2 separate regions of the Homo sapiens genome follow, and region 2 is linked to region 1. A link is a loop called in an ENCODE intact Hi-C map of the cell type or tissue named here. Cell type or tissue: GM12878. All regions are shown on one strand. Links, peaks and the distances in the headings refer to the core of each region. The heading gives the core; the rest is flanking DNA.

Region 1 (5,384 bases), core at 237-5,236:
GGACTTGGCTTGCCATTTAGCTTCTAGAGTCTGCTATTGATTACTTGTCAGGCTCTGACCTATTATCTCATTATTATCTGCAATTGCCATGAACTTCCTATATCTGGACTATTTTCCTGACATGTTCCTATATTCTGCATCTATAATCTGCCTCCATTTACAGCTATATTTCCATGTTTTTCCATGGCTTATGGTTCCCTTGCTGAATATCCTCATATATTTGCTACTCCAAACTCTGCCCAAACCCCAGCAGAGGGAAAAATGCATGGTGAGATCAGCCCAAATACATAAAAATTGAAAAGGGGGTGAGAGCAGTTCCAACTAGCAATATTACACCCCTCCCTCATTTATAGAGTTAGGGAAATGGTGCCTTCAATCTCTAGAAATCTCTTTTATAGGAACTCTGGTCTTGGAAGCTTCATCCACCTTTAAATCATCTTAAAAATGAACCTGCCTGCTTGGAGATGCTGGTCATTCTATGAGTGGAAGGACAGAAGACTAATGATTTCCCAAGTTCTATCTCCCTTTACAAAAAGAAGAGTTTCCCTCATCTTGACTGTGATGGTTAATTTTATCTGTCAACTTGACTGGGCCATAGAGTGTCCAGATATTTGGTCAAACATTATTCTGGGTGTGTCTGTGAGGGTGTTTTGGAGTGAGATTAACATTTGAATTGGTAGACTGAGTGAAGCAGATTGCCCTACCTAATGAGGATGGCCCTCATGCAATGAATTGAAGGCCTGAATAGAACAAAAGGCTGACCCTTCTGAGAGTAAGAGGGGACCCTTCCTGCCTGACTACTTGAACTAGGACATCAGTCTTTTCCTACCTGCAGACTTGAACTGAAATATCAGCTCTTCTTGGATCTCAAGCCTGTGGCTTTTGGGCCAGAACTTGTACAATCAGCTCTCTTGGTTTTCAGGACTTCAGACTTAGACTAGAACTATACCATCAGCTTTCCTAGGTCTCCAGCTTGCAGGTCTTGGGACTCTCAGCCCCCATAATCATGCAAGTCAATTTTTTAATAAGTGCCTGCAGAGGCCCCTGACTAATACACCTACCCTTCCACAGTCAAGTTGTGCTGCTCCATGAACAGCACAAGAAAAGATGAAAGAAAGTCTCAAGCAGTCTTACTAGACTTCAGAAAATATTTCAAATTAGGGTGATTTTAGAGAAAGGAAGTTTTGTGAATGATTAAGAGACCTGTAATCCTGACTCAATTTATGTGTGACATGACTTTGGGTAAGTCACCTCCCTGGGATTACTTCCATTTAATAAAGAGAGAAATTATTCTAATGAACTCTCTCACTCTATGCCTATGCCATAGTAAAGCTAAAAAAGTAAAGCAACTAAATCATCACTAGTATGCAATAATATCAACTCCCAACATTTCTTTCTTTTAGCCAAGAATCATTTGTTAATCATCCCTGAAACTATTCATACCAAATACAACACAAACCCCTTGCTTTCTTTGGTGTCTTTTAAATAGAAATGGGGATACAATGCCTTTCAGGAAGAATGGTCTTTGTGGTCATGACAATTAAACAGAATTATGTGTTGGAAGTGGGTACCCAGATATTATGAAAAAAGTCTAGCTGCAGATAATCAAAACGCACTGTAAATAATGGTATTTCAGTATATGGGATAAAATTTGGTATTTTATCTCTAAGCTTGCTGATGGATATGAAAAGAAAAATTAGCCAGTTATGCCAATTATAGAAATTATAGCTTATTAAGGTTCATACCAAAGCTGATTTGACAGAATCCTCCAGTACAGACACCATTCTGAAAAGATCAGTAGCAACAGATTTTGTCAGAATGAGAATCAAAATGTTTGGTGAGCAGGAACCATAGGTCACTAACACCATGTCGTAAATTTGTTTAATATAATCACTGCCTTGGCATTCATTTTTTTTGGCCTGACATAAGTTATTGGTAACCTAGTCATGCCCCCATCACCTTTGACCTAGTTAAAACTTCCACTCTCCATGTGTTTGTTTGTAATATAGTTCACAAATTCCGCATCTCATTAACCCCAAACCCAGCACACTCCACAGCTGGTAATCATGATAAAACCTAATGAACACCAGAGTCATGTGAATAAGATCCCTCTTCATGTGTGTTTTCTTTAAACTAGCCAATCCACAATTCTCACAGGAAAACCTAAGAGATAATGCCCATGGACCTTAATAAAGCCATAGTCCCACAGATATACCCCCTTTCTCACTCCCCATCCACTGGTTGAGCACTCTGCTATCCCCAGGCTTCCTATTAGCCTCCTGTTGGCACCCTCAACCTCTTGAACCTGTGAGTAATAAACTTCTTTCATTTCAAGCATTTTGGTTTTACTTCCTCATTGTGTCTCACCTGACACAAACACACAATAGTGTTATTCTCAATATTATTTAACAGCTTTCATAATCATACCGTTTCCACAAGAAACAGTTATAAGAGCACTCCTGGATGCATCAGTGCCCCTGCACCTTCATTTAGACTGTACTTCTGCCATGATACCCTCCTTCCAACTCTTGAAACTCTCCTCACAGGTCATAGCCCAGTTCAAGCCCAATCTCCCTTATGAAGCACTCTCTGTCCACTGAAGTCCCCCTGTGATTGTATCCACCTACATGATTTGTCTCCAGCACTTATTTGGCACTTGAAAGAAGCAGAGATGTCACAAGGTAATGTATCTTTTCTTCAACACTTCATGGCTTGGCTAGTTACAGAAAAACTTTGGACAGATTGCTGGACCCTTTCAGGGCCTTCATTTCTTTATATTTTAATTGAAGAATTTGAATAAGAGCTATGGTTTTCAAGCATTTTGTTTTGGTCATGGAACCCTTTCTGCTAACAATATAAGTAGAACTAAATAAGATAAAGTAAAAGTTAAATAAAACAATAAATAAAGTTAAATAAAAGAAGGTCATGAAGCTAGAGCCTCCTAGGTGCAAAGAAATGCCCTAGACTCTTTTTCAATAGTTTGAGGCCCTTCTATGGAACCCTAAAAAATTCTACCAAAAAGTACGAAAACCACTGGACTAGATTATCTTAACCTCTTTCAGTTCTTATAGTCTATGCTTGTTGTTTTTTAATTTTGATTTTCTCATTCCTGACCATCATGGAACCCTATAGTCAATGCTTCTATTTGTATGTGTAGAGTCCTGGCTGGATTGAAAGCTTCTTAATGGCGGTGATTGTGTATGACATTGAATTTCTAGATTATATATTGCCTTGTGGAGAGAAATTGCTACATTAAGATATTTGGCACTGCACTCCAGCCTGGGTGACAGTGAGACCATGAAAAAAAAAAAAGAAGAAGAAAAAGAAAGAAAGAAAGAAAGAAAGAAAGAAATTTGGGTCAAGGAGGACAAGCTTCCATGGAGGCATTTAGTTTTCTGTTCATCTGAAGAAATTTCTTGCCTTTTTCCTGGACTAGGGAGACAGAAGCAACAGTTACCACATTTCTGCCCTTGATCCTGAGACTCTGAACTTGCCCTTTAGTGACCTTCTCTAAGTTTTGGCCTTCTAGAAGCTCTATTCTTGGTAGTATTGGTAAATTGCTCCACCTATAGGGTGAAGATAATTCATGTGTTCTTTGAATCAAATCTTACTGATATAATTTGAAAAATAGATCCTGTCTCCTTTAGGAGGAAAGGAAAATGTGTGTGTGTATGTTGTGTGTGTATGCGCATGTGTGTGCATGATTGGGAAGTTCTGTAAGTTTAGTTATGCTTCATCTTTCAAAATACATGGGCCAAAGTTTAACTACATAGGCTTGATAATAGGAGAAAACACCCTCAGCCCTGAGAGCAGATTATGTTTAAGTTTCAGACCAAATAACAAATTATCTTTCTGGATCCTCTTTTATGAGTACATCAAAGTTATTTCTTTTCTTTTCTTTTTTTTTGACATGGAGTCTCGCTCTGTCGCCCAGGCTGGAGTACAGTGGCGCGATCTTGGCTCACTGCAAGCTCCGCCTCCCGGGTTCACGCCATTCTCCTGCCTCAGCCTCCTGAGTAGCTGGGACTACAGGCGCCCGCCACCACGCCTGGCTAATTTTTTGTATTTTTAGTAGAGACGGGGTTTCACCGTGTTAGCCATGATGGTCTCGATCTCCTGACCTCATGATCCACCCACCTTGGCCTCCCAAAGTGCTGAGATTACAGGCGTGAGCCACCGCGCCTGGCCGAGTACCTCAAAGTTATTTCATACTGCAGAGCCCATCATGTCTCAGAATATAGGTTGATTCACTGCATCAGTGCAGTGACTATTATATACTTATGATATTTGCATACTTTACTTATTCCGTACATATAAATCACAGAGGCTTACTTTCAGGGAGAAAAACCTTAGAGAACATCAACAAAGAATGTATGGGATCTCTATCCCAGGTGTCAGACTTAAATCATCCTAGCATTAAGCAAACTGGTTGACTTCTCAAGGTCCCTCAAATATCCCCATGTACATATTTCTTTTCTTCTTGCTAGCAAAGTGGTGACTTGTCTTTTATTGTTGGCCTGAATAATTAGTTTCATGCAAGTTTAAAACTGGAAGGAATACTCAAGTTCAAAGATCCTTATTCACTATATACAAACACAGGCCCAGAAAGATGCTGTGCTAGTTATTAGAAAAGCTGGGATGAAACTTAGTGCTTTTAACTTTTTTTTTTCTTTTTTTCTAAATTATGCTTTAAGTTCTAGGGTGCATGTGCATAACGTGCAGGTTTGTTACATAGGTATACATGTGCCATGTTGGTTTGCTGCACGCATCAACTCATCATTTACATTAGGTATTTCTCCTAATGCAATCGCTCCCCCAGGCCCCCACCCCATGACAGGCCCTGGTGTGTGATGTTCCCTGCCCTGTGTCCATGTGTTCTCATTGTTCAACTCCCACCTGTGAGTGAGAACATGCAGTGTTTTGTTTTCTGTCCTTGTGATAGTTTGCTTAGAATGATGGTTTCCAGCTTCATCCATGTCCGTACAAAGGACATGAACTCATCATTTTTTATGGCTGCATAGTACTCCATGGTGTATATGTGCCACATTTTCTTAATCCAGTCTAACATTGATGGACATTTGGGCTGGTTCCAAGTCTTTGCTATTGTGAATAGTGCCACAATAAACATACATGTGCATGTGTCTTTATAGTACCATGATTTATAATCCTTTGGGTATATACCCAGTAATGGGATCGCTGGGTCAAATTGTATTTCTAGTTCTAGATCCTTGAGGAATCGCCACACTGTCTTCCACAATGGTTGAACTAATTTACACTCCCACCAGCAGTGTAAAAGTGTTCCTATTTCTCCACATCCTCTCCAGCATCTGTTGTTTATCTGTTGCTTTTAACTTTTAATTTGTTGAATTTTCTGCTGACAAAAG
Region 2 (5,384 bases), core at 244-5,243, 160 kb before region 1:
CACACAACTTTTGGAAAAGCCCTGGCTTTCTTTGACATAAAGCTGTGTTGTCAATGGAGGGGCCCAATGGCTCTTGGCCCCTCCTAGGAATATTTCTTGATAGGAAAAATGTCAGGTTCTACTGGAAAGAGACCACCCCTCTGCCAGAAAACTAGCAAAATAGCTTTGATTTCACTGCAGCAGAGTTCTGAATTTTTTCATTCAGTGAAGAGAATTATCTTCCCAGCCCCTCACCAGTCTACTGTATGTGACTTTTGTTTCTACAGCTGTCTAAAGGATCAATAGGATTTAATGCCTGATTCACATGCTTAACTCAAGGCAGAATAGAATTTGACTTGCTTACTGCAAGGGAAGTGCAAGATTAATGTGATTCAGTTTAGGCCTTTCAACAAGTATTTTGGAGTACCTGCTCTGTGCCCAGCTCCGTGTGGCCTGTGGGAGAGGGTCATCGCAAGAGAGACCAGCCATGATTCTGGCCTGCAGGAGCTCTTTTGAAGGGATACTAGCCTAACTCATGCGAAACAAGTAACAGGACAATAATGTTTGTGTTCAGACGCCCACATAAATGGTACAGATGGTAAACATGTCAGGTTCCCAGATGGTTGGCTCTCACAGACTGATTAAGGCCACTCCTCTCCAAATCAGGAGATTGTTTTGCCAAGTAAGGACATGAGAAAAGCCCACACCCCTTTGATCTCCTGTTACCACCATTTTATAAAAGAAAGGACAGAATAAAGGACAGTCATTCAATCTGGATCTATTTAGCTTTAGGAAAAGCTCACTGCTTTGTCATGAGGCACCACACTTTGGGATCTTAGAGCATTCAGAGATGGAAAAAATCAGCAGGCACTAGAGTCCTAAGAAAAGGCTGCGGTGAATAATGAAATCAGAAAATCACTTCCTTCTGGAAGCCCTCCCTGATTGCTTCAGCCAGAGGTGTGACCTCTCTCCTTGAGCTCATACCACTTTGCTTTTTCCCTGTGGTACCTCTCAGAGCCTACCTTGTGTTACATGTACTTCTATGTAGAATCAGTGACTCAGCCTTCTTAGTAGACGGTAAGCTTAGGAAGTGGAGGAACACTTCTATATATGTCATTTCTTACCCCCAAAGGTCTTTGCAGGCATTTACTGTTTTTGTTAAAGTGAAAAAATTCTTCATTCCGTCCCTGCTAAAATTTACACCTGAATGTTTAACGCCTAGTGGGCATTTCTCTTCGGCCGCTAAAACATATTTCAAACACATAATCCACACACAACTCTTCCCCGCCGTAGCATCCCCAAACCCACACACACGTTTCTCTTTTCACCTTGCAGTCTATATGTCCTTAAATTATTTCTCTAATAGAAGTTTTAATAGTCATAGATAAAATGTACACAGAACCTTCTAAGTTTTGGATACTTTTAAAAGCAGTTTATATGTATTAACAAACCTAGGAAGTTTGTACTATTATTACATCCATTTTACAGATGAGAAAACTGAGGCTCAGAGAGGTTAAATAGTAATAATAACAACATCTAACATTTGAGTGACTACTGGATGTCAAACATTGTACTTAAGTGCTCATTTAAGAATAATGAGGTACAGATAGACCTCCCTGATAATTAATTGAGTCACCACTCCTTGAGGAGGCAATGAAAAAAAAGGGAAAGTCCCCTCATAGAAGCAGAGGATCTGGTCGTGGGGATGGGCTTTTGAGAAATAAGCCAGGCTGTGAGGTAGAGAAAAGCCACAGCAGTAAGCTTCCAGTGGCTCCATTAGGAATGGACAATGGTCAGAGGAGAAATATCTTTGTTACCCTGCTCAGTCCACCCTGTTCCCTGCTGGGAAAGCTATCAGCAAGAAAAGCATTAGGATAAAAACAAGTCAGTTTCACAGTTAAGTCACCTAACTGGTTATTTTCAGATTATTTTAAGTTTTTAGGTGTGTACAAAAAAGTGCAATAGGTGAGACTGAAAGAAAAGTCACCTTGACACATGTTTAATATTCAGAGGTTTATAAAGCAGTATAGGTCTGTGGTTCTCTAAAGTAATTGGCAATGAGTTATGTTCCCATGTTTCCTAAAAGAAATCAGCTGACTTTGAGCTGGGAGACTTACAGCTGTAAACACTTCTTCCTTTAGTCCATTTAGAGGAAAAGAAAATTTGAAGGGTGAGAATGAGTCGTCCCCTATACCAGAGGAGAAGGTGAGGATCAGGAAGAAACAGCAGTTACTGGCTATAGTAAGATCTGAGGTAAGGGCCTTTCTGGGAGGTTTGAAAAAGTCTACTGATCTTTTAAGAACTGCATCCTACTCCCTTCAGTGAATGGCTGCACATAGAAATGGGCCCAATGTGTACTGTGTTAGATTTCAGTTCTTCAGAAGATAGTCCGGTTGTGTGTTAAGGATGTGTTTAAAAACCCGCCTCTACAGGAATGACCCTCAAGAGAATGAGTTTTGTTTTTAGTTGCCAATCAAGCTGGGCTCTGAAGAGGAGAAAAACGCCCAAAAGGGGAAATCAGTGGCAATGCAAAAGTTCCCGAAGAGGAAGAAATGTTCAAGCACCTTTCTTCCCTCACCATTGTAGTGAGCTTGCTGAGTCATACTTTCATTAAGCAGTGCAGCATTTTTTTTTTTTTTTTGTAAACCACTGCAGCAGACATTTGAGATCAAGAAATAGGTTTTGACAAAAGTTTAGGTCCAGATAATGATTGGAAATAGCCCCTACCTTTTACATGTACTCTCTGTCTAGCACAGTTTAATATTTAATCACTCAGATCACTAATCCATGGCTAGTTTTATTTTTTAAAAAGAAGATATGTTCTTACCCAAGGATTACTGAGACATTTTGTTCTAAGCTGGCTCTGTTGTTGCAATTAGCTAGCAGACTTAGTTCCCAAGCTGGGCTGCCAATATCAATGGCAACACAGGTGCAGACTCACAAAATCAGTCAACTGGAAGCCCTATCTTTCATTTCAAACTAGGGCTAAGCCTCACTACTTAGAACTAAATGGAGGAAGGTGAGGCTAGGTTGAAGGAGGAGGTTGAAAACTGTTTTAGAACGCATATTTTTTTAAAGTATAATTTTCCATTTGCAAGTGCATACAGCAGTCAGAATTAGCCCAATGGGGTTTCCTGGCAGATGTTATAATTCTGTGTTGGCGGTGATGGACTCTAAAAAGAACTAGTGCAACAGAATTAAGACTAATGCAATGGCTTATCCTAGCCATGAGATGGCAGCAGAGGGTGGTAGGAGCTCACTGCCTACTACAGAGGAGAGTTCTGGAAGTAAAGGGGAGTCTGTGTTGGAAAGCTTCTTACCAGGAAGGAAGAAAGTGACATAGCATGTCAGAGCAATTGAACAGGAGAGGCTGGAAACTCACTAAAGCCAAGTAAGAAATCATAGAAAGTGTGGTTAGGTCAGCTGTGGGTTGCAGTCCTACTAGTTTAAATCAGGACACTAGAGGGGAAATACCTTGAAGAATAAATATATCAAAGCAGAAAGCATGCTAATGACCTATGAAAGACAGCAGAGGGGAAATCTAATGAAAGCTCAAGAGGCAAGGCATTGTGATGGGATAATTCTTTGAGAGGTTGTTGCTCTTTGGGAGCTGAGTCCCCATGAAGTACCAAGCCCAGTGCTGGGAGGATGCTATAGGTCCAGTGGTCCACAATCCCTTTTACAAAACTCTTGGGGACAGATTTGTTTTGGAATTCTAAATTTGTCAGATTTTAGAACAGTAATATGCTGTCTATGCCATATATTAGATAACACTCCCAGTGAGGTTTCAGGCAGCACCCATAATTAGAGTTCCAAAATTTAGCAAATAAAAATACAGGATGCCCAATTAAATTTGAATTTCAGCTAAACAGCAAAAATGTTTTAGTATAACTAAATGCCCCTTATAATTTTGGGACATGCTTATACAAAAACATTATTCATTATTTATCTGAAATTTAAATTTAACTATGTCCTATGTTTTATCTGGCAACCCTACTATAATCAAACACAATAAATTTTCAGCAGTGAAACCTGGGCATGCTTAGATGCAATGGGATAAATAAACACCATAAATTGCCTCCCATCAGTGCATGTCAGGTTTTGCTGCCATATGAGAGGTTTGATAGGGAATTTATTTTTAAAAACTTTGGTTTTCAGAACTTGGTGGGCTTGGTGATCATGATATCTCCCCTGCCAGGTGAGTATTGCTCACCTGCCAGGTGGGTTTTGGAATTTTGGACCTGTAATTGTCCAATAAATGTTTTTAAAGTGAGAAATCCACAATGAGATATGTTCATACCTTCAGTGTGTCCAGTTTTTAAGGGTCAAGGTCCCTCATTTTTTTTCTTTCAAGACACAGGATGTGGTCAGGTACTGCAGATCCTGAAGGGTTGGGGTATGTGGAAGACAAAGTGAGGTATACTCAAGTAGTTTTTACATTTATAGGAAAGCTTGGCTGGAGGGTTTAATGACCTGCTGTGGGCTGCCCACTTCCTTTCAAATCTTCAGGATGAAATCAGAATGAAGGAGGTGGAGGAGACTTAATCCCTAGCTATACCAAAGAACACATTTTGAAAATGTATACTGTACATTGAACTCTGACTCTGGCTTGGTCTCTCATTTGTGGAGTGGGACTTGGGGCAAGCTTTTGTGTTTGGTCTTTATCTATGTAATGGTGGTGTTGCCTATGCCTGTCTTCCTCACAGGACTGTTGTGAAGATCAAATGCATCAGGGATGGGAAAGTGCTTTGAAACATTCTCAACACCAAATAGATGGAAGCAGGCATTTTCATGCATTTTTTTTTTTATCATAACAGGATAATGTGGGCTGCATGCTCAAAGATGTTTCTAATAAGGTAGTGTGGTAGGGTTAGGAGATTGGTCTCTGCAGTCAGACAGACTGACCTGGGGTTCACATTCCAGCCCCACCACTCCCTGGCTGGATTACCTTGGGCAAGTTACTTAACCTCTCCAGCCCTCAGTTTCCTCATCGGCAAAATGAGGATTACAATAGTAACTCATGGCATGAGGTCATTATGAGGATTAAGAGAGTTAATTAAATGCCTGGCAACTAGGAAGCCAGTGTTATTATTTTTCATGATGGATTACTATAGGAACTAAACAAGAAAGCACTCAATAAATGTTAGTTCTTTTCATCATTATGACTTACGAGATGTAGAATTGTCACTTCTGGATATGTAGTCTTGAAGTGACTGTATATGTGATTTGACACACTCTATGTGCTATGGTTTGGGCATGGTTTGTTTGTCCCCACTAAAACTAATTTTGAATTTGATCCCCAGTGTGGTGGTATTGGGAGGTAGGGCCTAGTGAAAGGTGTTTGGGTCATGAGGGTGTAATCCCTTATGAATGGCTGTTCTTGCAGGAGTGAGTTCTCATTCCTG

The links. Hi-C counts contacts between places; a loop is a spot of excess contacts. Peaks named below come from ENCODE experiments on the same cell type or tissue, not always from the same donor. Only the 100,000 strongest peaks of a DNase experiment are listed, where the experiment ranks them.
Region 2: it touches region 1 in a loop (2.9-fold over the local background); 4 of 110 quality-filtered maps call a loop at or near these places.

The regions. Positions count from the first base shown.
Region 1 is chrX:112,023,608-112,028,991 of GRCh38, forward strand. All of the region lies in intron 1 of TRPC5 (transient receptor potential cation channel subfamily C member 5), which reads right to left. Among named protein-coding and RNA genes, the nearest start is that of TRPC5, 56 kb to the right of the region's middle. RefSeq lists an enhancer at 2,485-2,544. In GM12878, for the core only: no CTCF peak of the experiment used is centred there; a DNase peak (open chromatin) is centred at 2,374.
Region 2 is chrX:111,866,547-111,871,930 of GRCh38, forward strand. The region is part of intron 3 of TRPC5 (transient receptor potential cation channel subfamily C member 5); the gene reads right to left. Among named protein-coding and RNA genes, the nearest start is that of TRPC5OS, 6.9 kb to the right of the region's middle. RefSeq lists a silencer at 2,254-2,303. In GM12878, for the core only: a CTCF peak has its summit at 3,212 (motif pointing right); DNase peaks (open chromatin) are centred at 2,515 and 3,385; H3K27ac peaks cover 784 bases.